Linked DNA regions of Mus musculus: region 1 is linked to region 2. A link is a loop called in an ENCODE intact Hi-C map of the cell type or tissue named here. Cell type or tissue: heart. All regions are shown on one strand. Each heading gives the region's core, and the rest is flanking DNA. Links, peaks and the distances in the headings are about the cores only. Region 1 holds the start of Apol7e (apolipoprotein L 7e). Region 2 holds the start of Apol8 (apolipoprotein L 8).

Region 1 (12,196 bases), core at 6,341-8,840, 61 kb before region 2:
AGGTACAATTAGGATTTTAGGATCTTGTCCAAAATAAGTAATAGCTGCTTTTAATCCTCGAAGTGCAAGTTGTGCAACTGCATTAGGATACCAATCTATTATTTTAGCAGGAGATGCATTTGGATGAATCCATAATAAAGGTCCATTTTGCCACAAGACTGCGGTTGGCAACTGGGCTGTCTTAAAGACACACAAATCAAAAGGTTGTGACTCATCAATGCGTTGTAATTGAGCCTTTTGCAAAGCTTTTTCTACTGTCTCCAAGGCCTGATTTGCAGCAGGAGTAAGGGCTCTAGGGGAGGAGATATGAGACTCTCCTTCCAAAATGTCAAATAAAGGTTTTAACTCAGCAAAGGAAATCTTTAAAAATGGTCTCAGCCAATTTATATCTCCTAATAATTTTTGAAAATCATTTAAGGTGTGTAAATGATCTCTGCGAATCTCTAATCTTTGAGGAACAATTTTGTCAGGATAAATGAGTGACCCTAAGAAGGCGCCTATTTGAGCAACTTGCACCTTTTCAGTGGCTACCTGCAGTCCCCATTTCCCTAACGTTTTTATTAATATAGGATATGCTTCTTGTAATAACTGTAAATCTCTGTGACATATCAGTATGTCATCCATATAATTTATCAGAAGAATCGATGGAAAAATGATTTTTAACTGACTTAAGTGCCAATTGCACATACAGCTGACACATAGTGGGGCTATTTGTCATCCCCTGAGGCAAGACCTTCCATTGGTACGTATGATCAGGCTCTAAGTGATTAATGGCTGGGATGGTAAATGCAAATCTTTGCCTATCTTGAGGACATAAAGGTATAGAGAAAAAACAATCCTTAATATCTATAATTATAATTTCCCAATTTTTAGGTAGGGCGGAGAGCAATGGGAGCCCTCGCTGAACTGATCCAAACAGGTGCATCTGTGCATTAATTGCTCTAAGATCATGTAATAAACGCCATTTGCCAGATTTTTTCTTAATTACAAAAATAGGTGTATTTCAAGGTGAGGTAGAGGGCTCTAAATGACCTAAGTGTAGCTGTTTAGAGACCAGTTTTGTGGTTGCTTCTAATTTTTCAGAGGAGAGAGGCCATTGAGGAACCCATACACTCTCCTCTGTAATCCATGGTATGGGCATAGAACCCTCAACAGCTGGTTTTAGAAAAAATTTAAGCCTTGTCTTCCTTTATTACCCTCTTGAGGAATAGGTTCAAGTCTACCCTGCTCTCTTTTTCTTAATCCCTTTCCCTCTTTATAGCCCATTTTCTTCATCATTTGAACAGCTTGTGGTGAGTACTCATTAGTCAAGGTTATTTCTAGTGCCTGTAAAATGTCTCTCCCCCAAAGATTAACTGGGAGTGGTAAGACATAGGGAGTAAACCTTTCCGTTTGACCTTCAGGTGCTTGCCAGCTCAGAGTGCGAGAGCTGATAGTGGGGCAGGACTGATAACCTAACCCTTGTAAAGAATGTGATGACTGAGTAACGGGCCAAGCTTTTGGCCACCAGTGGGAAGAGATGATACTTTTATCTGCTCCTGTATCTAGAATCTCTTTGAAGTGTTTCCCTTCTATAACTAACTCTAAAGCTGGCCTGGAATCAAGAGGCATTATTAAGTAAGCAGAATCATTTTTAGCAGAGCCAATTTCTCTAGCAACTTGAAGGACACCAGGGGAGGGGGAGTAGCCATGTAGGCTTGGCAAGATTATTAGCTGAGCTATTTTATCTCCTTGTGCTATAGAAAAAACACCTTGAGGACAGGAACAAAGAACTTGAAGTTCCCCCTCATAGTCTTGATTTACGACTCCAGGGTGGATAATGAGGCCTTGTAAAGCCAAGGAGGCCTGGCCCAGTATTAGGCCAACACTTCTGAATGGCAGAGGCCCTTTGAAGTCAGTGGGAATGGGCTGCATCCCAATTGAGGGTGTTAGCATGAATGGAGTGATGGCACAGAGACTTCTGCAGCTCTGTGGACTGTAGTGTCCGCCTGTTGTGAGCTGGGATCCCATATGTTTTGGGGACCTGGGACCTGGGGCCCAGAAACTCGTTTTTTGAATTGTCTTCACTTCTTTCTGCCTGAGGTCCAGACTGAATAAATCTGCCTCTGACGTTTTTAATTGAACGACACTCACTGGCTCGATGATAGCCTTTTCCACACCTGGTACATAGCCCTAGCACTTTCCCTTTTACGAGTGCCTGGCAGTCCCTTCTCATATGCCCTGGCTTGTCACAGTTATAGCAGACCCTGTTATTACTATTTGTATCTGAACGCCTTTGGCCCTGCAGGATGGCAGCCGCTAACCCTGCATTAGATAAGGGACCTCTAAGCTCACGGCATACCCTTAACCAATCTTGCAGTCCTTTGCTCTTTTTGGGTGTAATTGCTGCTCTGCATTCTTGAGTGGTTAGCTCATAAATCAACTGTTCCACTAAAGGCATTGCCTGTTCAGAGTCTCCAAAAATTTTGCCTGCTGCCTCTGTCATTCTAGCTACAAAGTCTGAGAATGACTCCCGAGGATTTTGTATAATTTTTGTCAAGTATCTTCCAGACTCTCCCTTTTTGGAAAGTGCCTTCCACGCCTTAATGGCAGCAGTGGAGATTTGAGTGTATGCTCCCCAATCATAATTCGTCTGATTATTAGCATACTGCCCTTGTCCTGTTAATAATTTAAATGTCCAATTTCTCTGATTGCCTTCAGCAGTGGCATTGACTTTGGCCTGTGTCTGAGAAGTGTCATGCCACAATGCTTTCCACTCTATATATTGCCCCATATTAGGGAGTGCAGCCTTCACTGTTGTCTGCCAGTCTCCTGGGGTCATGGCTAAAGTAGCAAATCTTTCAATTTGGGAGATAGTGAAGTTGGCACTAACTCCATAATTGCGAACCGACTCAGCAAGTTCTTTTATCTGAGTATACTCCACGGGGACGTGTACTCGCCCTCCATCTGTAGCTTCAAAGACAGGAAATGCCTGATATAATTTTTTCTTTTCCTCCTTTGAAAGAAAAGAATCAGAATAAAATTTCTCCACATAAGGTGGAGGTGTATTGAGACTAGAAGGCCCAGAGGTGGCCTGCTCTGTGTCTCCAGTAACTTTTAATTTTCTCTCTGATTTCTTCACTCGCCTTTCCTCTGGATGGTATCTTTCTTTTTTATAATGAGCTGCCTCATAATGTGACTCCTCTTCCTCAGAGGAGCTAAGCTCATCTGCTTTTAAACTATCAAGCTTCAAAGCCTCTAGTTCCTTTACCGGATAAAGGCTTTTCCTTTTCTGAACTTTCTCCTTTTCCTTTTTCTCTCCCTGAGGATTTATCCTCAAAATTTTCACTTCCTCTGACTCAAGGTCTCTGGAAGGGCTTTTTTTCTTGTGCACATTTTCCTTTTTTAGAGCTCTTAACCTTTCATGCCACTCCGTTTCTGCCATACTGTCTTGTGCTTCTTCTAATATTGCCTGCCCTGTTATTATTGCTGGACGGCATCTCTCATCCTCCAGGCACGATCTCACCAGTTTCCATAATGGCATGGTCCCTGCCTTTAATTTCCCATTCTGTTGTTCCTTAGCTAAGTCTTCCCTTAATTTCTCCCAAGAGGAAAGAGTTAACGACCCTGAGCACGCGTACCAAGGTGATATATGTTCTATTTCCCTAATGAATGTTTCTAAGGTTTTTGTAGAAACTTTTATCTCTCGCTGTTTTAAAACAAAGTGTAGAGCTGTAGTTACAGAATGTGAATTTCTCATACTGCTCCCTTATCTACGAGAGGCTTAAATATGAGACAAGCACTGCAGCTTATATACATCCGTCTGACTGTGCTTAACAGCATTCAAAACTTTTTCTTTCAGCGCCACTTCTGGTGAGTGCAGGATCAAACCGGGAGAAATAGGGTTAACACAGCCAGCATGAGAACAAAAGGCTTTCAGTGCCACCTTTCAGTTAAGGGGAGGGATTAAGAAGGATCACAGTTACTTACAAGGATCCAGTATGCTCTCAGAGTTTTAGATCCACCGCGGTTCTAAACCTGCTTCGATTAGAAGGGTCTCCTCTGGTGCTGCGAGTTGTTAAGGCGTTTTTTCCCCCGGATTTCGGCACCAAGTATCCCGAGCTAATCCCTGTCCCGCAGGAAATAAACACAGGACACGCCAGGTTCTTCCGTGGTTAACTTTTACTTCTTAAACATAGTGAGGTAGACAAAGAAGGCTCAGAAAGTGTGTGGCTTAAATACTTTTGGTGACGTGTCTAAACTAGGACTGGTAGCAACACCCATGATCCTCATGCACCCTGGGGATAGGTTAAAGCCCCCAGGGGTTGGGCAAAAGCCCCGGGAGACAGACTGGTGACTTTGGCGGGTCTAGTGGCGGCACATATATTGCAGCCCTTTACACATACCTAAACATAATAAAAGCAATATACAGCAAACCACTAGACAATGTCAAACTAAATGGAGAGAAACTTGAAGCAATCCCACTAAAATCAGGGGCTAGACAAGGCCGCCCACTTTCGCCCTACCTATTCAATATAGTACTTGAAGTCTAGCCAGAGCAATTAGACAACAAAAGGAGATCAAGGGGATACAAATTGGAAAGTAAAAAGTCAAATATCACTATTTGCAGGTGATATGATAGTATATATAAGTGACCCTAAAATTCCACCAGGGAACTCCTAAACCTGATAAACAGCTTCAGTGAAGTAGCTGGATATAAAATTAACTCAAACAAATCAGTGGCCTTTCTTTACACAAAGGATAAATAGGCTGAGAAAGAAATTAGGGAAACAACACCCTTCACAATAATCACAAATAATATTACATACCTTGGTGTGACTCTAACTAAGGAAGTGAAAGATCTGTATGATAAGAACTTCAAGTCTCTGAAGAAAGAAATTGAAGAAGATCTCAGAGGATGGAAAGATCTCCCATGCTCATGGATTGGCAGGATTAACATAGTCAAAATGGCTATCTTGCAGAAAGCAATCTACAAATTCAATGCAATCCCCATCAAAATCCCCACTCAATTCTTCATTGAGTTAGAAAAGGCAATTTGCAAATTCATCGGGAATAACAAAAACCTGGGATAGCAAAAACTATTCTCAACAATAAAAGAACCTCTGGGGGAATCACGATGCCTGATCTAATTTTATACTACAGAGCAATTGTGATAAAAACTGCATGGTACTGGTACAGCGACAGACAGGTAGATCAATGGAATAGAACTGAAGACCCAGAAATGAACCCACACACCTATGGTCACTTGATCTTTGACAAGGGAGCTAGAACCATCCAGTGGAAAAAAGACAGCATTTTCAACAAATAGTGCTAGCACAACTGGTGGTTATCATGTAGAAGAATGCGAATTGGTCCATTCTTATCTCCTTGTACAAAGCTCAAGTCTAAGTGGATCAAAGACCTCCACATAAAACCAGAGACACTGAAACTTATAGAGGACAAAGTGCGGAAAAGCCTTGAAGATATGGGCACAGGGGAAAATTTCCTGAACAGAACAGCAATGGTTTGTGCTGTAAGATCAAGAATCGACAAATGGGACCTCATAAAATTGCAAAGTTTCTGTAAGGCAAAAGACACTGTCAATAAGACAAAAAGGCCACCAACAGATTGGGAGAGGATCCTTACCAATCCTAAATCTGATAGGGGACTAATATCCAATATATAAAAAGAACTCAAGAAGATGGACTCCAGAAAATCAAATAACCCTATTAAAAATGGGGTACAGAACTAAACAAAGAATTCTCAACTGAGGAATACTTAATGGCTGAGAAACACCTGAAAAAATGTTCAACATCCTTAATCATCAGGGAAATGCAAATCAAAACAACCCTGAGATTCCACCTCAGACCAGTCAGAATGGCTAAGATCAAAAATTCAGGTGACAGCAGATGCTGGCGTGGATGTGGAGAAAGAGGAACACTCCTTCATTGTTGGTGGGATTGCAAGCTGGTACAACCACTCTGGAAATCAGTCTGGAGGTTCCTCAGACAATTGGACATAGTACACCGGAAGATCCAACAATACCTCTCCTGAGATGTTCCAAATCTTAATAAGGACACATGCTCTACTATGTTCATAGCAGCCTTATTTATAATAGCCAGAAGCTGGAAAGAACCCAGATGTCCCACAACAGAGGAATGGATACAGAAAATGTGGTACATTTACACAATGGAGTACTACTCAGCAATTAAACACAATGAATTAATGAAATTCTTAGGCAAATGGATGGATCTGGAGGATATCATCCTTAGTAAGGTAACCCAATCACAAAATAACACACATGATATGCACTGACTGATAAGTGGATATTAACCCAGAAACTTAGACTACCCAAAATACAATTTACAAAACACATGAAACTCAAGAAGAAGGAAGACCAAAGTGTGGATACTTCGATACTTCTTAGAATGGGGAACAAAATACCCATGGAATGAGTTACAGAGACAAAGTTTGGAGCTGAGACAGAAGAAAGGACCATCCAGAGACTGTCCCACCCGGGGATCCATCCCATATACAACCACCAAACCCAAACACTAATGCATATGCCAGCAAGATTTTGCTGACATGACCCTGATATAGCCATCTCTTGTGAGGCTATGCCAGTGCCTGGCAAATACAGAAGTGGATGCTTACAGTCATCTATTGGATGGGACACAGGGCCCCTAAAGAAGGAGCTAGAGAAAATACCCAAGGAGCTAAAGCAACCCTATAGGAGGGTCAACAATATGAACTAACCAGCGGGTTGGGGAACAGGTCGGGGGAGGATATAGGGGACTTTCAAGATAGCATTTGAAATGTAAATGAAGAAAATATCTAATTTTTTTAAAAAGGAAAGAAAAAGGGCACTGGGCAAGAGACTGCCCCAAGAAGAAGAGGGGCCCCTCATGACCAAACCTTCCACCTGTTTGTGGCTGAGAGTAAAGAGATAGCAAAAGGGGTGCTAACACAGAAGCTGGGTCCTTGGAAGAGGCTGGTGGCCTACCTGTCAAAGAAGCTAGATACAGTAGCAGGAGGGTGGCCTGCCTACTTGTGGATCGGATCGTAGTGGCTGTTCCGGTGTTGATCAGAGATGCGGACAAGTTGACAATGGGACAGGATCTGGTAGTGTCAGCCCCTCAAGCCCTGGAGAGCATGATCCACTAGCCCCGAGATCGATGGTTGACCAATGCCTGCATGACCCATTACCAGACTCTGTTGCTCAACTCTAATAGAGTCACTTTTGCCCCCACCTCGCAAGTCTGACCCAGCTACCCTGCTCCCAGACCCAGACTTAGAGCCCCCTGTCCATGACTGTCAGCAAGTTCTTGCAGAGGCACATGGGTGGCATAAAGATCTGACAGACCAGCCACTAGAGGGCGAAGACGTTACCTGGTTCACAGAAGCGGCTATCTCAAAGAAGGGAGGAGACATGCTGGAGCAGCTGTGGTAGACAGACACCAAGTTATTTGGGCACGGGCCCTGCCGGAGGGCACGTCGGCCCAAAAGGCAGAACTGATCGCCCTCACTAAGGCCTTGGAATTAAGAAAAGGAAGAAGACTCAACATCTACACGGATAGCAGGTATGCTTTTGCCACAGCCCATGTCCATGGGGCCATATATCAACACAGGGGTCTACTGACATCAGGAGGAAAAGAAATTTAAAACAAAGAAGAAATACTGGCTCTGCTGAAGGTCCTCCATGACCCTGCCAAGGTAAGCATCATCCACTGTCCTAGTCACCAGAAGGGAGATACTGTGATAGCAAGGGGCAACAACATGGAGGTCCAAGAGGCACGAGTGGTTGCAGCCATGACCCTGCCGGTGCTCCTGACAACAGAGCTCGAAAAAACCAGTCCCCCAGTTTACCTACACAGCAGAAGAGTTAGCTCTCATTTCCAACGATTCCAGTCACCAGTTCAACAAAAATAAGAGACTGTGGTACACCACCGGGGGAAAGAAAATCCTGCCACAAAGACAAGCAGAGGCTATGATCAAACAGATGCACCAGTGGACTCACTTAGGGGTAAGAAAGCTCATTCAGACATTCTCCAAGACTAAGTACCATGTACCAGGGTTAAAACACCTTGTGGAGCAGGTGGTGCACAGTGTCTGACGCACCACGATGGATCCAGGAAAGAGGTACCAAGGAGACAGACCCGGCATCTACTGGGAGGTAGACTTTACTGAGGTAAGACCTGGATATGGGTATAAATACCTTCTGGGTTTTGTGGGTATGTTCTCAAGATGATTAGACGCTTTTCATTGTAAAAATGAGACTGCTCAGATGGTCGTCAAGATCATTGAAGAAATTTTTCCAAGGTTTGGAGTGCCAAAAGCAATAGGGTCAGATAATGGCCCTGCCTTTGTTGCCTACGTAAATCAGGGGGTGGCCAAGTATTTAGAGGGTGAATGGAAATTATATTGTGGGGACAGACCTCAAAACTCAGGAGCGGTAAAAAGGATGAATAGAACCCTAAAAGAGACCTTGACAAAATTAACCATGGAGACTGGAGCAGACTGGGTGGTGCTCCTCCCCCTTGTCCGATTTACAGCCAGAAATACTCCCTCTCGATTCAGTTTTACTCCTTTTGAGATCCTTTATGAGGCTCCCGAGCCCCTCACGGTCTTAAATGATGTGACTGAACCTACATATTGTAGTAATTATAATCTATATGCTAAGTTAAAAGTCTTGCAGGTGGTGCAGAAGGAAAGACTGGTCACAACTGGCAGCAGTGTACGAGCCGGGTACCCCAAAGACATCCCACCAGTTCCAGGTCGGAGATCTGGTTTATGTGTGCTGGCATGGCACCCTGACCCTTGACCCTTGCTGCAAGGGTCCCTACCTAGTCCTGTTTACTACCCCTTCATATCCTGCTTCTGCTCTTAACCTTTGGCCGATGCATCCTTAATCACTTACTAGTTTTTATTCGAGAATGCATAAGTACAAGTTTTGATGCTCAGACAACAATATCAATAGCTGCAACAAAGTGAGACATCATTTCAGGATTGAAATGCACCACAGAAAAAGGGGGGTGGGATGTAGAATTCAAAGTAAACTCAAGACCACCCAGCCCCTTCTCCCTCTGAAGGGACTTTCCAAACTATACTAGCAGGACAGATGCAGAGTCAGATAAAGAAGCTAGCCAACTAAACAATTCTGGGAAAACAAAAACAAAAACATAAGGGTAGATGGAGTGAGAGACCAGGCCAAAGATAGTCATCCCATGTAAACCAACCAATTCCTGAAAGTATTACTTGCTACACCAATTAGAATAAGCCAGCTAACCCTGTTGTCTAAATCTGCCCCTTACAAAGTATAAAAATCGTGTTCTTTGTTCGTTTGGGGTCTTCTATTGCCTGCATGCTGAGGGGCCCCAACACGTTGGATCAGTAAACCTCTTGCAGTTTGCAGCGATCTCAGTCTCTGTAGTCTTTAGGAGTGAGGGTCTTTCAGCAAACTCCAACAGACACACTTCTGTTACCAAGAACAGTTAGCCAGAAATGGAACTATAAAAGCCCAAAAGCAAGGTTAAGGGCTAAAAAGATGGCTCAGTGGATAAGAGCACTGACTGCTCTTCCAAAGGTCCTGAGTTCAATTCCCAGTGTGGAAAGCCGTCTGGGGTACTGCTTGGCAGGAGTCTGACATTGGCCAAGGACAAGGAAATGGGCTTCAGGCAGGAATCTGACATTAGGGCATAATAAGGAAGTAAGTTTCGGCAAGAATCTAACTTTAGGCTGTAGTAGAGAAGTAGGGTAAGGCAGGAATTTTAGTCTCAGGGTAAAACTGAAGACTTAGGCTTCAGGTAAGTTTTTGGGCTTGGACATGGAAGTGGGCTCAAGTATTTTGGTCATTGTGACAAACCCTTTTAAACAACTGTCACAGGAGTAATCACAGAACTTACTGCTTTGTTAGTTCCTTATTGTACTGCTCTCCCAAAATCCTTGCTTGTAATTAAAATGGTATAAAAGTGGATTGGAAAATTAAATTTGCCTTCAGTCTCAGAATGAAGAGATTCTAGATTACTAGTTTTTATTTGAGAATGCATAAGTACAAGTTTTGATGCTCAGACAACAATATCAATAGCTGCAACAAAGTGAGACATCATTTCAGGATTGAAATGCACCACAGAAAAAGGGGGGTGGGATGTAGAATTCAAAGTAAATTCAAGACCACCCAGCCCCTTCTCCCTCTGAAGGGACTTTCCAAACTATACTAGCAGGACAGATGCAGAGTCAGATAAAGAAGCTAGCCAACTAAACAATTCTGGGAAAACAAAGACAAAAACATAAGGGCAGATGGAGTGAGAGACCAGGTCATGCTACAGTGTTGTATAACTGTCTTTTTTCTTTTTAATCATCACTCCCACGCTGGAGAACCTGTTGACTGACTGAGCGGGCTTGGTCATCCCAGCAACTACATGATGGCTTACAACCATTTGTTATGGGAACTGGTGCCCTCTTCTGGTGTGTCTGAAGACAGCGACAGTGTACTCATATACATAAAATAAATAAATAAATCTTAAAAAAAGAAAGAAAAAAAGCAAGGTTAGTACATTTAGATAATTTCCCAGAACTATGAACATTGATGGACTAGGCCTTTGTTTTCATTTTTTATGTGGTGCTGTCTATGTGCTGAAGTTTACAGCCTGAATGGTACTTCAACCATGGAGTTAGCTGTGCTTAGGTCTGAGGGACTACTAAGGTCTAGGAACCTATTACTCAAGAGGATTTGATATTTAGTAGTTCCAAGTTCAGAGCCCCTGGTAGGAAAACCCATAAAAGCAGATGTCCAGACGCTGCGCATGGTATCCTGGGGTAACACCATAAACAAAAGGATCTAAGAGTTGGGGAGGTGCCAAGGCTGCAGGCAAGGAAAGAGGGACTGAGCAGAGCCCAGGAGGTACAGGAAGTAATCTGTGTAGGGTCCCCTAGTCTGTAGAGGCAGGTCTTTTCCCTCCAGACTACAGAGACCCCCATTTGAAATGGGCCAAGGAGAACCTAGAATGACAGGTCAAAGGGCACTCCTTTGAGTAGGTCAGCAGGAAGCGTGGGATAAAGATGTAGCATCCAGCAAGCCACAAGTTTCCTGTGTTGTTTTGGTGGTGAGTACCTTGGGGCTTTCTCTTTCGTTTTCTGCTTTGGGTATATAAGCAGGGGACAGCATTTGGTTATGCGTTGGATGCACAGTCAGTCACTGGGTCCACACAGCTGAGGACCACCTGTTGAAGACTCCTGGTAAGTTGGGGAATGTCTAAGCTCTCCCACCTGCATACCCCCGTAGTGTTGTATTTTATAAAGAGACAAGGATATGTTTTATAGAGCCAGGTATGGTAAGGTGGGAAGGGTGCCTCCGCAGGCCCATGATAAGGCATCCTTTCTCCCTGAGGTTCCATGATGGATATTGTATAGCATAGAGTTTGTTTGGGGACATGGGATGAGGAGGAGAGACAGAGACAGAAAGAATATGCGTGTGTGAGTGTGTTTGTGTGTGTCAGAGAGGTATTGGCTTGGGTTTAGCTATTGCAATTGGGAAAGGGGGGTGGTTATTCAGAGTGTTTGATGTCTAAGAACAGGTAATGAATTTAGGGGAGTCAGTGGATATTTGGCAAATATTTAGGCAAAGGAAAAGTAGGGGTGAGAGAAGAAAGAGGAGATTGTGGGCCCCTGGTGACCTTGAGGGACCAGGAGCAGAAGGTGAGGATGAATACACAGAGCAGAGGTTAGAGAGGATCCTGTGTTGAGGAAAGCCTAGGTGTGTTGTTACCTGGGCCATGGAGTATGGGAGCCTGGAGAGAAGTGAGGTGAGTCGTGAGGGATGAAAAGGCAGCTGGAAGAGCTGGTCTGTCCATGTGACTATGGAGGGGTCTGTCTGATGTGGCCTCTGACAGGAAGGAGCTGCCATTTGTATGAAAGTGTATGCAGAAGCAGCTAGAGGACCCCCTTGGGGAGGAGAGGGTGGGGTGGAAGGCTGCTGAGATGTTTAAATGCAGTGTAGGGGATCTGGGGGACACTGAGGCAAAGAGGTAAGTGTAGAGACCGGAGTATAGTGGCTATTCCTGGTTGTCAACCTGACTATATCTGGAATTAACTACAATTGGAAGGCTCACCTGCAATCCTGATTTTGAGGCTGGAAGATACAAGTTTCCAACCTGGATCTTGGCATGGAGATCTTGAGGCATAGTGACTATGAATCCCAGGAGACTAAGGCAAGGAGATC
Region 2 (12,196 bases), core at 5,402-7,901:
TGAGTGCATGGAGGGCGTCGCGTAAAGTGTCTGCATCAGCTCTGTAACGGGCATCAAGTGATTAAGAGAAATAGTTTAGCTAGGGATTTAGGTCAGTGGTAGAGAGCTTGCCTAATACACATGGGGCCCTACATTCCATCCTCGGCACCAAAAAAATAAAAATGAACATAAACAGTTTGTTATAGGTTCCATAACATGTAGTCTGCCCAGGGGACAGAATGCTCACTGTGACCCGGGAGGGATTTCACAGACACACAGGACCTTTCTTCTGATGGTGAACGCTTAGTAATTGTAAATGGTCCTTAGTCAATAGAGGATACTGAGTAAAAGTTGTGTTAAGTTGCTCTTCATGGAGCTGGAGAGTTGGCTCCACATTTAAGACTGTTTGGTGCACAGTCTACAGAACTGGAATTTGGTTGGATCTCAGCACTCATGGTGAGAAGAGGCTCAGGAGCACCTATCACTCCAACTTCAGGGAATCTGGCACCCTCTTGTGGCCTCTGTAGGTCTGTACATGTGCCTATTCACACACAGTCAGTCAGACAGACAGACAGAGGTCTTTGCATGTGCCTATTCACAGACAGACAGACAGATAACTAAAAAGTCAATAAATCGCCAAACATGGTGGGACACTCCTTTAATCCCAGCATTTAGGAGGCAGAGGCAGGCAGATATCTGAGAGTTCAAAGTCAGCTTGATCTACATATTGAATTCCAGGATAGCCAGAGCTATGTGAAGAGACTCTGTCTCAATAAATAAATAATATAATAAATCTTGTTTGTTTTTGTTTGCTTAAGATGTTATTGCTCTGGCAGTTAGAGAGATGGCTCAGCAGCTAAGAGCACTGTCTGCTCTTCCAGAGGATCCAGGTTTGATTCCCAGCACCTACACGGCAGCTCACAACTGTCTGTAACTACAGTTTTAGAGACTCCAATGCCCTCTCTGGTCTCTGTAGGCACTAGGTCCACACATATATGCACAGTCAAAGACATATAAAATAGAAATAAATAATTCTTTTTTTAAAAACATTTAAAAGATGTTCTTTGGGGGTGGAGATCAGCACAGTAAGTAAGGTGCTTTGCCTAGCATGCGTGAGGCCCTGGGGTCTAGCACTGCATAAAACCAGGCCTACTGATGCACATCGATAATTCTAGCCCTTGGTAGGTAGAGGCAGGAGGATCAGAAGTTCAAGATGGTCTTTGGTTATGTCTGAGTTCAAGGCTAATGTCAGACTTTGTCAGAAAAAAATAAAACAAGATGCCCTGAGCGCCAAGCATTGGATAAAGTAGAGATGGCGTCTGACTCAAGGGTGACACTATGACCATTGCTACATTTATCAGGGTGGGGATGAATTGGGGGGCGGGGGGAGAACAACTCTGCTGATGAACACAGGGAGCAGGACTGGTGTATAAGTCACCCTTAATTCATGGAACGTTTGCAAGTGTGTCATGAAGTGCCTTCCTTTTGCCCTCCACTGCTGAGATACAATCAGTAGGCCCGGTCATATCCTGCCTGCCAGGACTGTCTGCATCTGGCTGGGGACTTTGGCTGGAAGTTCATTTGAACTGAGCCACCGTGAGTGAGTGAGTGAGTGAGTGAGTGAGTGAGTGAGTGAGTGAGTGAGAGAGTGAATGAGTGAGTGAGTGAATGAGTGAATGAGTGAATGAGTGAATGAGTGAATGAGTGAATGAGTGAGTGAGTGACTGAGTGAGTGAATGAGTGAATGAGTGAGTGAATGAGTGAGTGAGTGAGTGAGTGAATGAGTGAGTGAATGAGTGAGTGAATGAGTGAATGAGTGAGTGAATGAGTGAGTGAGTGAGTGAGTGAATGAGTGAGTGAATGAGTGAGTGAGTGAGTGAGTGAGTGAGTGAGTCTTCTAAATGTGAATGGCTCCAGCAGAGGAAGTCTTTTGAGCAGTGTCGGGAAGCCACAGCAGAAAGCTCCACAGTTGACCTCAAGGGACAGGTCACACATACATAAGGACATTAAAAAGAACATAGAGGACCAGGGTTCAATTCCAAGCACCCACATGGCCGCTCACAACTGTCTATACTACAGTTCCAGGGGATCTGATACCCTCACATTGATATGCATGCAGGAAACATACAAATAAACTTACATAAAAACAAATAAATATTTTTTAAAATTAAAATGTGCATAGATAGTTAAGATGTGTGCTAGGGGTAAAAAAGAAAATACAGTCTATTTCATGTTGAGATGTGGGTCTCATCCCCACAATGTATCATAGTTGAAAATATCCTAAAATCAGGAAAATCTAGGATCCAACTTCTGTTCTCAGGCATTTCCTATACTAAAGAGCGCTCAGTCGTTACCATTTGGTGTCACTTCTGACCTGCAGGGGAGTAAGAAATCTAGGTCAGCCTTAAGGACAGTGTGTGGTCCAGCCTTCCGATGGCTCTCAGCTTCACTGAGAGACGCCAGCACACTCACAAAGCACAGTTCCGCGTGTATCCATGGAGATGCTTTGGAGAACGCCACCCGTGTGAACAAGGGCACTGGGTGAGGAAGACACGGGGGGTGGGGAGAGGAACGAGGGTGCACCATCTGCAGGAAGGGGAAGAGAAACCAGGAAAAGGGGAGGAAGACTTTAACTGTGGGTGACCTGGACAACTCAGCTTCCGCCACAAAGGCCTCCCAGGCTCCATCTTCGGTCAGCAGCAGCCTCAGGTCTTCCCTGCCCGATGTGTGCTGCAGGTACTCAGCGGCTTCCTCAATGAAGGTTCTGTCTCCTGGATGGAAAGGAGAGTAAGGCAGGAGGATGGACCGGAGGAGCTTGAGTAACACCAAGCTAGAGTCAGCTTCCCAGGATGCCCTGGTCCCACCTAAGGAGGCGGGGTAGGGAGGAGGTGAGTCCGGGCTGTACTCCCCGAGGATAGAGCCAGGAATAGACACCCACCCCTGGAGAGCTGGTGTTGGGAGAATACCTATAGTCTCCCTTGAGTCTCCCCTTCTCTGTCCTCAATTTCTCTGCATGAGAAATGCAGAGAAGTGCAGTATGGAAGTCTGAGCCACAAGCAAGAAGACGCCAGGGGAGTACAAGTAACTACCTGGGGCATCCTCGCAGTCTGAAGGGTCCATGGTGTCAAGTGTGGGGGTCTCTGGTCCATCCAAGCTGCAAGAAGAAGACAAACTGTGCAACAAAGGGGGAATCACTACAGAGAAGGCAAACACCTAAGGGCTGTAGCCCACTGTTCCCTCCACAGTCTCTGCCACAGACCAGACGCTATCCAGAGTGTTTCTCTTCCCTGGACTCTGCAGAAACCTGGTAGCATCTGGTTCTAACTGTCCACCCCAAATCTCCCACTCCAGCCAAGGTGAAGGTGCCCTGTCCCACTGGAATCAGCTGATGGTGCGCTTGTAGGAAATAATTGACTTTGTATACAGAAGGCAAGAAGAGGAGGGATGCTCTGGCAGCCCTCTGAGGGTAGGAACACATGGGAACTGAGGGTGAGAGCTGGTGGTGACTGTCTGGGACACGCAGGGCTCCTTAGGCATCCACCACACGGTGACCCCATCTCAATGTAGAGGGAAGACCACGAGGCTAGCTAGCATCCCCAGTCTTCATACCAGCACGTGAACTCTGGCTATTCTGAGCCATGTCCCTCCCCCGCCCCTTGACTAAGCCTGGGTCCCTTAAACTCTAGCAGGCTATCCTCCTGTCCGTGTGCAGCTTCCCATCCACAGCAATGCCTGTGCCCTTCAGGGTACAAGTTCACCACTGCCCAGGGCTCGCTTTCTCTCTCTCTTTCTCTCTCTCTCTCTCTCTCTCTCTCTCTCTCTCTCTCTCTCTCTCTCTCTCTTTCTCTCTCTCTCTCTCTCCTTGCTTCTGCAGGGTCCTGAATCTAACCAGGGCTTAGAATCCTGCCACTTCCTGCCTTTGTTTCAGTACTTGCTCTGGGCTGCCCATCTGCCATCGCTAACCATGGAACCTCACGTCATAGCCAATCCTTTATGTAGACAGTAGTGCAAAGGACATTCTCCTTTAATAGAACTTTGTCTGCCTTTCAGATTACCTCTTCAAGATCTGTCTAGAGGTCTGGCAAAATGGTACAGTAGGTAAGGGTGCTTGTGGCTAAGGCTGATGGGCAGAGTTCAATCCCAGACCCTCATAATGGAAAGACAGAGCTCACTCCTGCAAGTTGTCCTCTGCCTTACACACACACACACACACACACACACACACACACACATTTGAAAAATAAGTCTAGGCTGCTGTGGTGGCACATGTCTTTATGCCAGCACTCTGGAAGCAGAGGCAAGTGGATCTCTGTAAATTTAAAGCCAGCCTGGTCAACAGATCAAATTCCTGGCCAGCCAGGGCTACACAGTGACACTCTATTTCTAAAAAATAAAAACAAAACAAATAAAAGAAAAAGAAAAAAGAAAAATACAAAAAAAAAAACCTTAAAATAACTAACTTACTTTGTAGGCAGAAAGCTAAAAGTAGTTCTGTCCCACTGGGATGGTGTGTGTGAGGGCACAGTAAGAATTGTTTCTGGTGGTATTTTCCAGGCACACAAAGGCCTGGCAGAAACAGCAAGAGGCCTGCAAATGTCCCCCAGTTCACCAGATGAGATGAAGTGGCCTTTACACGTGTGTCTGTCCCTTTTCTGTCTTCACTGTCATTTTTTATACTGCCCAGCTCTGCATGCACACAAGGTACACTGAGAAAAGTTTGGTCCAGCAACCCATTATAGGGTTAACTACCACAGGGTTAATTTAACCAAGACTTGCCTGGCTCCCCTCACCTCTATGGAGCTCTGTCAAGGCACCTACCACCTGCAAGAGCAACAAAGGGGAGCATGTCTCAATATCTTCTCAGATGGTTCATTAATATTCTTTCCTTTCATAAGCAGATAAAATCTTCTCCATTTTGTTATTGTTGTCATACTTGTGACTACTCACTCCCCACCCCCAGGCAAAGACGTTCATAGGCAAGGAAAAGTCCCCAGTCTCCATTCTTTGGCCCCTCAGGAAAGCCTTGCACTGACCTGGTCCTGTGCTGCAGCTGGGTGCTGATGTGGGCATGGTAGACCTCTTGATGGGGGCTGTGACTCAGTTTACAGAAAGGCTGTTCTGGGAAGGACTGCCCTGCCCTGCCCAGGCCTGCCCTGCCCTGCCCTGCCCTGCCCTGCCCTGCCCTGCCCTGCTCCTGGCTGGCTGTGCAGCCCTGATAGGAGCCCTCTTCTTCCCAGCTGGAACCCGAGCAGAGTTGCGCAAAGCAACCCTCCAACCCCATCCCTTCTGATGGTTTCAGGGCATCCTCAGAGCAGGGAGGGAGGGAGGGAGGGAGGGAGGGAGGGAGGGAGGGAAGACACCTTGCTCCTTCTAAGGGGTCCTTGATGATCTCTCAGGGTCAAGTTGAATCCCCTTTAGTCAGCACTCCAGGCCTCAAGCCCACTGCAGTCTCCCCCCTCCCAACCAGCCCCTGCTTCTATCATACATACACCTTCAAGTCTATCCTGCCTCAGTGACCATGACACCTCCGTGTCTTTGCTGTGGCTGACCCTGTAGTGAGACTTTCCCACTCCACAATGGGACACTCCTGTTCTTTCTGCCCCTTCATCTTCCCACAGTGGCTGTGGCACCTGGCTCCCACTGTAGAGACTCTAACCCCACCCCACAGGTGGGCAGTGGCCTTGGGGGGGTCAACAGCACAGGTGATGTATCCATCGGTTGAAAACACAGGTTCCTGGTGGGCAGAGTGGAGACCCATGCTGGCCCATTTACTCTGAGACTGAAGCACTAAGTGGGACCTTAAAAGGCCACATTGGTGGCACAAACCTAGAATCTCAGCACTCAGGAAGAAGCTTAGATGAAAAGATGATAGGTTTAGAGCCAGACCTGGCTATATGGGGAGACTAGAATTTCTACGGAATTAGCCTGTGCGTTTCTGCACACTCAGAGTCTCTCTCTCTCACACCCAATGGTCTACTCAGTGATCTTAGGATTGCAGAGCTGGTATTGCTCTGGGGATGGTGTTTGGCAATGTGCCCCTCTTAGTCCCCACACCTTGTGTCCTTGCCTATCCAGACACCCAGGACAGCTCCTGCTTTCTGCCTTCATCCCTCACATACTGATAACAGGAGTCAGGGGAGATGTGAGCCTGTGATCCAGCTGACTAGTCTGCCCTTGGCAAATCACCCCACTACTGACTGGGCCCTCAGTTTCCTCGCCCCCCATAGGCCCTGAAACAGAGTGATGCCCAAAAGGACAATTGGATGAGAGCTTTTGGGCTGTCCACATCTTTAGGAGCCAGATTTAGTCCCTGTCAGACAACCAGGGAGGCAGAGCCAAGATTCAAACTAAGATAAACATTCTGACATGTGGCACTCATAATCCCCCTTTTTGCTTCTGGTAATTTTGGGATCATTTTTTTTCTATAATTTCCCTTCCATCAAGTTTTCACACACACACACCCCTTACCTGGTACCAATACCAGGATTGATATTAATATTAACTCAACAGCCAAACAAAAGTACTTCAAGGTGCAGAACCAGGTAAATTCCCCTATGAGCCAGAGAGCAGTAACGGAGACCTTCTAATCAGAGCATGGAATAGACCAGAACATGGTCTCTCCAACAGTCTTGGATGGAACCCCCTGGATAGGACTCACTTGGCAGGTTAGGGCATAGAGATCTTGAACCCTAGAAACTCCTCAGCATCTGAAAATCTGCTACTCAATAGCTCAGCTTGACTGGTGGCATCCGAAGCAAGTGTCCCAGGATGTCCTGCTTGACATCTCAGCCTAATCTTTGGCAACGACGGCCACGGGGATCCTAACGCAAAGGAAACAACCCTGAAACTGGGGAGCAAGTCAGGCAGGGTACAGCACCATCTAGTGGATGGTGGAGGGATCAGCAGCCAAAGCATCGGGCCACCATGATCACTCCCATCCCAGCACTCACTGGTGCAGACAAGCTACGTTTTAAATGCTTGTCTGGATGCTACACTGGCTGTCCCAAGACAGGCACCCTCCTCTCGGAGAATGCAGAAGGGGACAGGGACCTGCCAACTGAGCACTGGGCACGGGGCTTCTAATGTACTTAAATGGTCACCCCAGACTAACCTGTCAGGACTGCAAAACACGGGAGAAAAAAAAAACATCTCCCTCATTGATAGCACTGCATGACAGCCTGGGAGTGAGAAGGGCGACCACTGCTCCCAGCCACCACAGCCTGGCCACCAGCCTCATTCAGAGAACTGTCCTGTCTTTGCTCAGATGGGATGTCATGTCTCCAAATGTGATGTGTCAGCTTCGGGATTTAGAATGAATGTAAAAATGACAGGATCTAAATCACAATTATTGGACTTTTGCAATGACACACAAGTAGCACTGCCCTCGGCTTGATGCACATATAATGGTCAGGAGCATCAGACACACCGGCTGGGTGAACACAGCAGCTCTGGGATTCTGATTTCAGACAGGCAAGTTAGCAACCCAAGAGGCTGGAGTTTGCCTCCAGACTGTCTAGCGCTGAGGATGAGAGGGGTGCTGGAGAGAGGATCCAGGCTCAAGTTCGGCAGACTCTCAAATAGGAGGGAAGAGGGGCTGGGGAGCCACCCCACTAGACAGCTCTGCAACACACTCCTTAGTCACTGAAGAAGGCTGGCTGATGTCACTGTCATGGCACAGCATGGCCTTGAAATTCATAGCACCTAGCTGCTATAACCAGAATGGAGGCCACAGTACGGTGTTGGCAGAGCCCGTAAACCAAGAATCTGGGATTACTTGTGTGGGCCTTAAATCCAATGCCAAGTGTCCTTCTATTATGTATACAGCCTTCTACCTGAATGTATGCCTGCAGGCCAGAAGAGGGCACCAAATCCCATTACAGATGATTGTGAGCCACCATGTGGTTGCTGGGAATTGAACTCAGGACCTCTTGAAGAGCAGTCAGTTCTCTTAACCTCTGAGCCATCTATCTCTCCAGCCCATAAAACATCTTTATCCTTAAAAATATTTTAAAGATGGGGGAAGCAGGCCACATGAAGACAAAGCAGATACTGGGGTGGTGCTGGTCCAAGCCATGGGATACATGGACCCACCAGATTCTCTCGGAGAAAACACCTCAGCTTTGAACTTGAGAGTAGCTCTCTGTTGTAGGCTATCTGGCATGTGGTAAGCTACAGTAACCCTAGGAAAGGCAGAACCAATAGAGGCTGGTCTAGAAAGTAGGGTTTGCCACTCGTTTTATTCAGGAGGGGAATGAAGCATCCATGAGGTTAGAGCAAAGATTGCCATCTCCATCCTCCTGACTGGACACCCCTGCAGGTCCCGCACCAGGCTCTGGGAGCCTGGCATGCACCTGAATCCTCTGGAGGACTGATGGCATCCTGTGTCCAGATTCTCTGAGGCAGCAGGTCTGCAGTGGTTATAAGATTGGACTCTCAGAGGGCCAGAGCGATGAATCAGAGCGGCACTGGCCGCTCTTGCAAGACTCGGGATCAATTCTCAGCACCCAAGTGGTGGCTCATAGCTGCCTTTTAACTCCAGTTTCAGGGAATCTGATGCCCTCTTCTGAGATCCACAGAGACATGCAGGCAAAAGATTCATTGCTACATCTACTCCAGTAGTGACTCGAATTACAGGTTTAGAAACCTGGAAGCATTCCTGAGGCAGAGTTTCAAGGAACCTTGGCATTCCCATAGCTAGGATGCCACAAATTTGTCCCTGCAATATTGTGGAGGGTCTTGCATGCTTTCTTACAGTATTTTACTGGATAAGAGTTAGAAATCTCAGGGCAAGCTTAGCAAAGTATACCTAGAATCTTCATTACAGTCAGGTATGGCAGAATATATTGCATATTGGAAGTAAGTTGGTAAGTTGGTGAATTCTTCTGACAAATGGAGATTCCCTACAGATAACTTAAAAGAACAGCCAAGTTACACTCATATGCAAGAATTTACCAAGGCCTAGGAAATAGGGGGGTTGTGGTATTGCATTATTCATAAGGTCTGCTTGAGCAGAAGCCCCTGGTGCTAGCTTTCACAAGGCTCAGAGGAGTAGCACAAACCGTGACTAGGGTGTGAAATCCTTTCCTGTCATTAGCTGACCCTAGGCAGGGCTGTAAACATTACCTGGTTCCTGTAAGTCCTTTTGAAGTCATTCCTCTATTTTGTGTCAGGTAACTTCAATGTACTGTGCCTGCTGTGACATCCTACCCCTAAGACTGGTGTTCGCTTTGTGACAATACATTCAGATTCAGCACTCTCCCTTGAGTCCGCATCTGTCTGTCAATTCTTGCCGACTCTATGCCCATCTGTCCGAACCCCTGATTCCCAAGGATTGAGGGGGGCCGACTGAGCCCAGTCCGTGGCAATTCATACAATAAAAATAAAGACCAAAAAAAGTACCCTAACTCTGTCAGATGCTGCTGCAGCCAGGCTAGGGTTCCACACAGAGCTGCTCGCCCAGCCAGGCTAGTTGATAACCCAAAATGTTCATCACAAGACTTGACCAGAAATCAACACTGCAGTCAATTACAGTTGAGGGCTGGAGACCTGATCTTTCTAAGAAACACAGGGCAGAGATTCCAAGCCCGGTGCTGCGAATAAATACAAATAATAAAAGGCAAAAGACGGGGCTGGAGGAATGGCTTAGTGGGTAAGAGCACTGGCTGCTCTTCCAGAGGTCCTGAGTTCAATTCCCAGCAACCACATGGCGGCTCACCGCCATCTGTAATGAGATCTGATGCCCTCTTCTGATGTGTCTGAAGACAGCTATAATTTTACTCATATACATAAAATAAAAGAAAATTTTAAAAAAGGAGAAAGACACAGAGGCACACTGAGGATGAGCAGGTAACAGATGAAAACAGGAAGATGAGCTGTGTAAATCTAGCAGGCTGCAGGCTGCTTGCTCTGGGGGCGCGGCCATGAGAACTGACTAGTCTAACGGGAGTCTGTCTCCCAGGCTTCTGTCACTGTGTTGGTTTGACACATTCTGGATCCTCTTTTGTGTGTATGGGGGGGGGGGGGGAGAGCGCGCGCGCGTGCGTGCACGTGTGCACATGCTTCATCTGCCACCGCTGATGCTGAGTGTTTGCGGTGCACACTGCGCGCCTCCCCAGCTTCTGCTCACCACCCACTCCTCCCACTTTCTGCCTCTGGAACCGCAGCATCTCCTCCAGAGCCTCCTTCCTCCTAGAGGAGAAAGGCGAGCCCAGCATGTGGAAGGAGAGGAGAATTCCTGAACCAGCCCTGGGCCCATTGCTGTCCAGCCTCTTGGCCTGCAGGGAGGGAGGAGGTCCCTGCTGCTGCCCAGGATGTCTTGGAACACCCCCTCTCAAACTGCTAACTAAGCAGAGTCAAGTGTGCTCTCCTGTGACCGCTGGCCCAGCCCTTCCCGGCCTTCTCCCGCTGTAGCCAAACACCCAGACACCAAAGAGTAGGACATGGTACTCTTTATTGTGACGCTCAGTGGAAACATCTGTAAACCAGCTTACTGTAGTGGTGACAGCTGCGACACATGCTAAGGCACTTGTATTATATAAAAAAAGGGGTGCGGGTCCCACTTGCTCCTTTATGACAGCGCCTTTGGGACCTGGATTCAGCTTCTCTAGCGTATGTGGCTTCATGATTTGACTGGTTTTCCTTTAAAAAAAAAAAAAAGAAAAGAAAAAAAAAAAGAAAAAAAAAGCCTTCCTGCCATAAGGGAACCTAATCACAGCATTTACAAACAGTGAGGTGCAGTGCGCAGGGAACTCAGCGACCAGTGTAGACATTGTAGGGCAAGCTACTCTCTTCTAAACACAGTTCCAGGGCAAGGCAGTGAAGACACCCAGAACTAGAGCACTTACTACAAGAAGGGAAAAATAAAACCTTTTTTTTTCTTTCAAAAGCATCCTTGTGGAAGGCAGACTTGAAGCTATAGAGTGGGTGGCACAGCTCGACCACCCTTGGCCCCAGTCCTAGGAGAGGCACCAGAGCGCACAGTGGGCTCCAGCCCTTGGATATTCTGGCTGCCAGGCCCTGCAAGTCCCTTAACCATTAAATATATTTGGTCCCCTAGAGTGCTGGGAGAAGCCACCGGAAGGCTGTTGGCCTTTCTAGAGTGGCCCTGATGCCCTGTCTGGTTTGCCCCGGTGCCAGGACGGTCTGTCCTTGGCAAGGGAGGGGAGGGGCATTGCACTTGAGACGGTTTACAGTCGGAGGAGCAGAGGCACCAGTGCTGCCCAGAAGGGAGTGGGGGGATTCCCAGAGTGCCCCATGTTCTGCACCCAGCACAGAGGCTCCTTCTGGACCAATAGGGCCCAGGGAAGGGGGCCATAGGGCAGGTATGAGGTTACCGTGTGTGATTGCCAACAGCAGGGGGGACGGGGGACGGGGACAGCCGAGGTCGGGGAGGGTAACACTACTAGAGGCCTGAGCTATCAAAATCTTTATCTGAAGACAAAATAGATTCATAGAAAACTCTTGTGCCTACTCCAATGGCCGCCCTTCTTGCCCACCACCCGTGCTTTCAGGCAAGGAGGACAAGACCCTGTGGGTCATCCGGCCTGAGCCAGCCTGGACTCTTTGGTATCAGATTCTCAAAGGGTATGGAGGACTGGAAGGGCTGCAGCAGAGGAAGCCAATGCCCTCGGGAAGGCCTTGGGAGGAGGGGGACATGGTCAGAGCAGTCTCAAGGCAGGGGTGTGGAGGGTTGGGGGAGGGAGGCAGAGCCGTTTGTCCATCCGCCTGGGCTGCAGGAGAAGCTCCTATTCAGCTGCCTTGGCATCGGCCCCATCTGCTTTACCGTCGACCTCCTCGTCTGAGCAGTCGCCAGTGCCTTTCCGAACAATTCGGCGAGTCACGACAAATGGCAGGTCCCCACGCCTGTGGGCAGAGGCAGAGGGTCAGTGGGGCCCAGCTAAAGAGAAATGGGCAGCCCAGTATGAAGACTTCAAAGTGGTCTTTAGAGGGAAGGAGGCCAAGGAGCAACCCTGCCCGAGGAAGTGGACCACCAGAGCAATTGCCAGCCTTAACTGCCGGGTGCCTTTACTACAGAGCACCAGCAGAGGGGGCTGCTGGAGGCAGGTGGAGCTGCCTTCTGCACGGCCTGCCTGTGCTCAGGCCTCACAAGTAGGCAGGGTGAGTGGGGAGTGGCTTAGTGGCAGAACACATGCCTAACACACGTGGGACCCCGAGTTCTATCCCAGCACCACAAAACGAAATAAGTGGACCCAGAAGC

Evidence for each region. Hi-C counts contacts between places; a loop is a spot of excess contacts. Peaks named below come from ENCODE experiments on the same cell type or tissue, not always from the same donor. Only the 100,000 strongest peaks of a DNase experiment are listed, where the experiment ranks them.
Region 1: a loop joins it to region 2, with 2.8 times the contacts of the local background. A loop is called at or near these places in 4 of 42 quality-filtered maps.

What each region holds. Positions count from the first base shown.
Region 1 is chr15:77,687,756-77,699,951 of GRCm38, forward strand. Apol7e (apolipoprotein L 7e) reads left to right here and starts at 11,134. Exons shown (of 5, transcript NM_001134802.1): 1 at 11,134-11,214. In heart, for the core only: a CTCF peak has its summit at 7,364 (motif pointing right); no DNase peak of the experiment used is centred there.
Region 2 is chr15:77,750,176-77,762,371 of GRCm38, forward strand. It overlaps Apol8 (apolipoprotein L 8), which reads right to left and starts at 5,098. Exons shown (of 4, transcript NM_001081970.2): 1 at 5,013-5,098; 2 at 3,069-3,133; 3 at 2,624-2,750; 4 at 1-41. The coding sequence starts at 3,099. It overlaps Myh9 (myosin, heavy polypeptide 9, non-muscle), which reads right to left. Exons shown (of 41, transcript NM_022410.3): 41 at 10,410-11,841. The coding sequence ends at 11,724. In heart, for the core only: CTCF peaks have their summits at 6,863 (motif pointing left) and 7,817 (motif pointing right); a DNase peak (open chromatin) is centred at 6,866.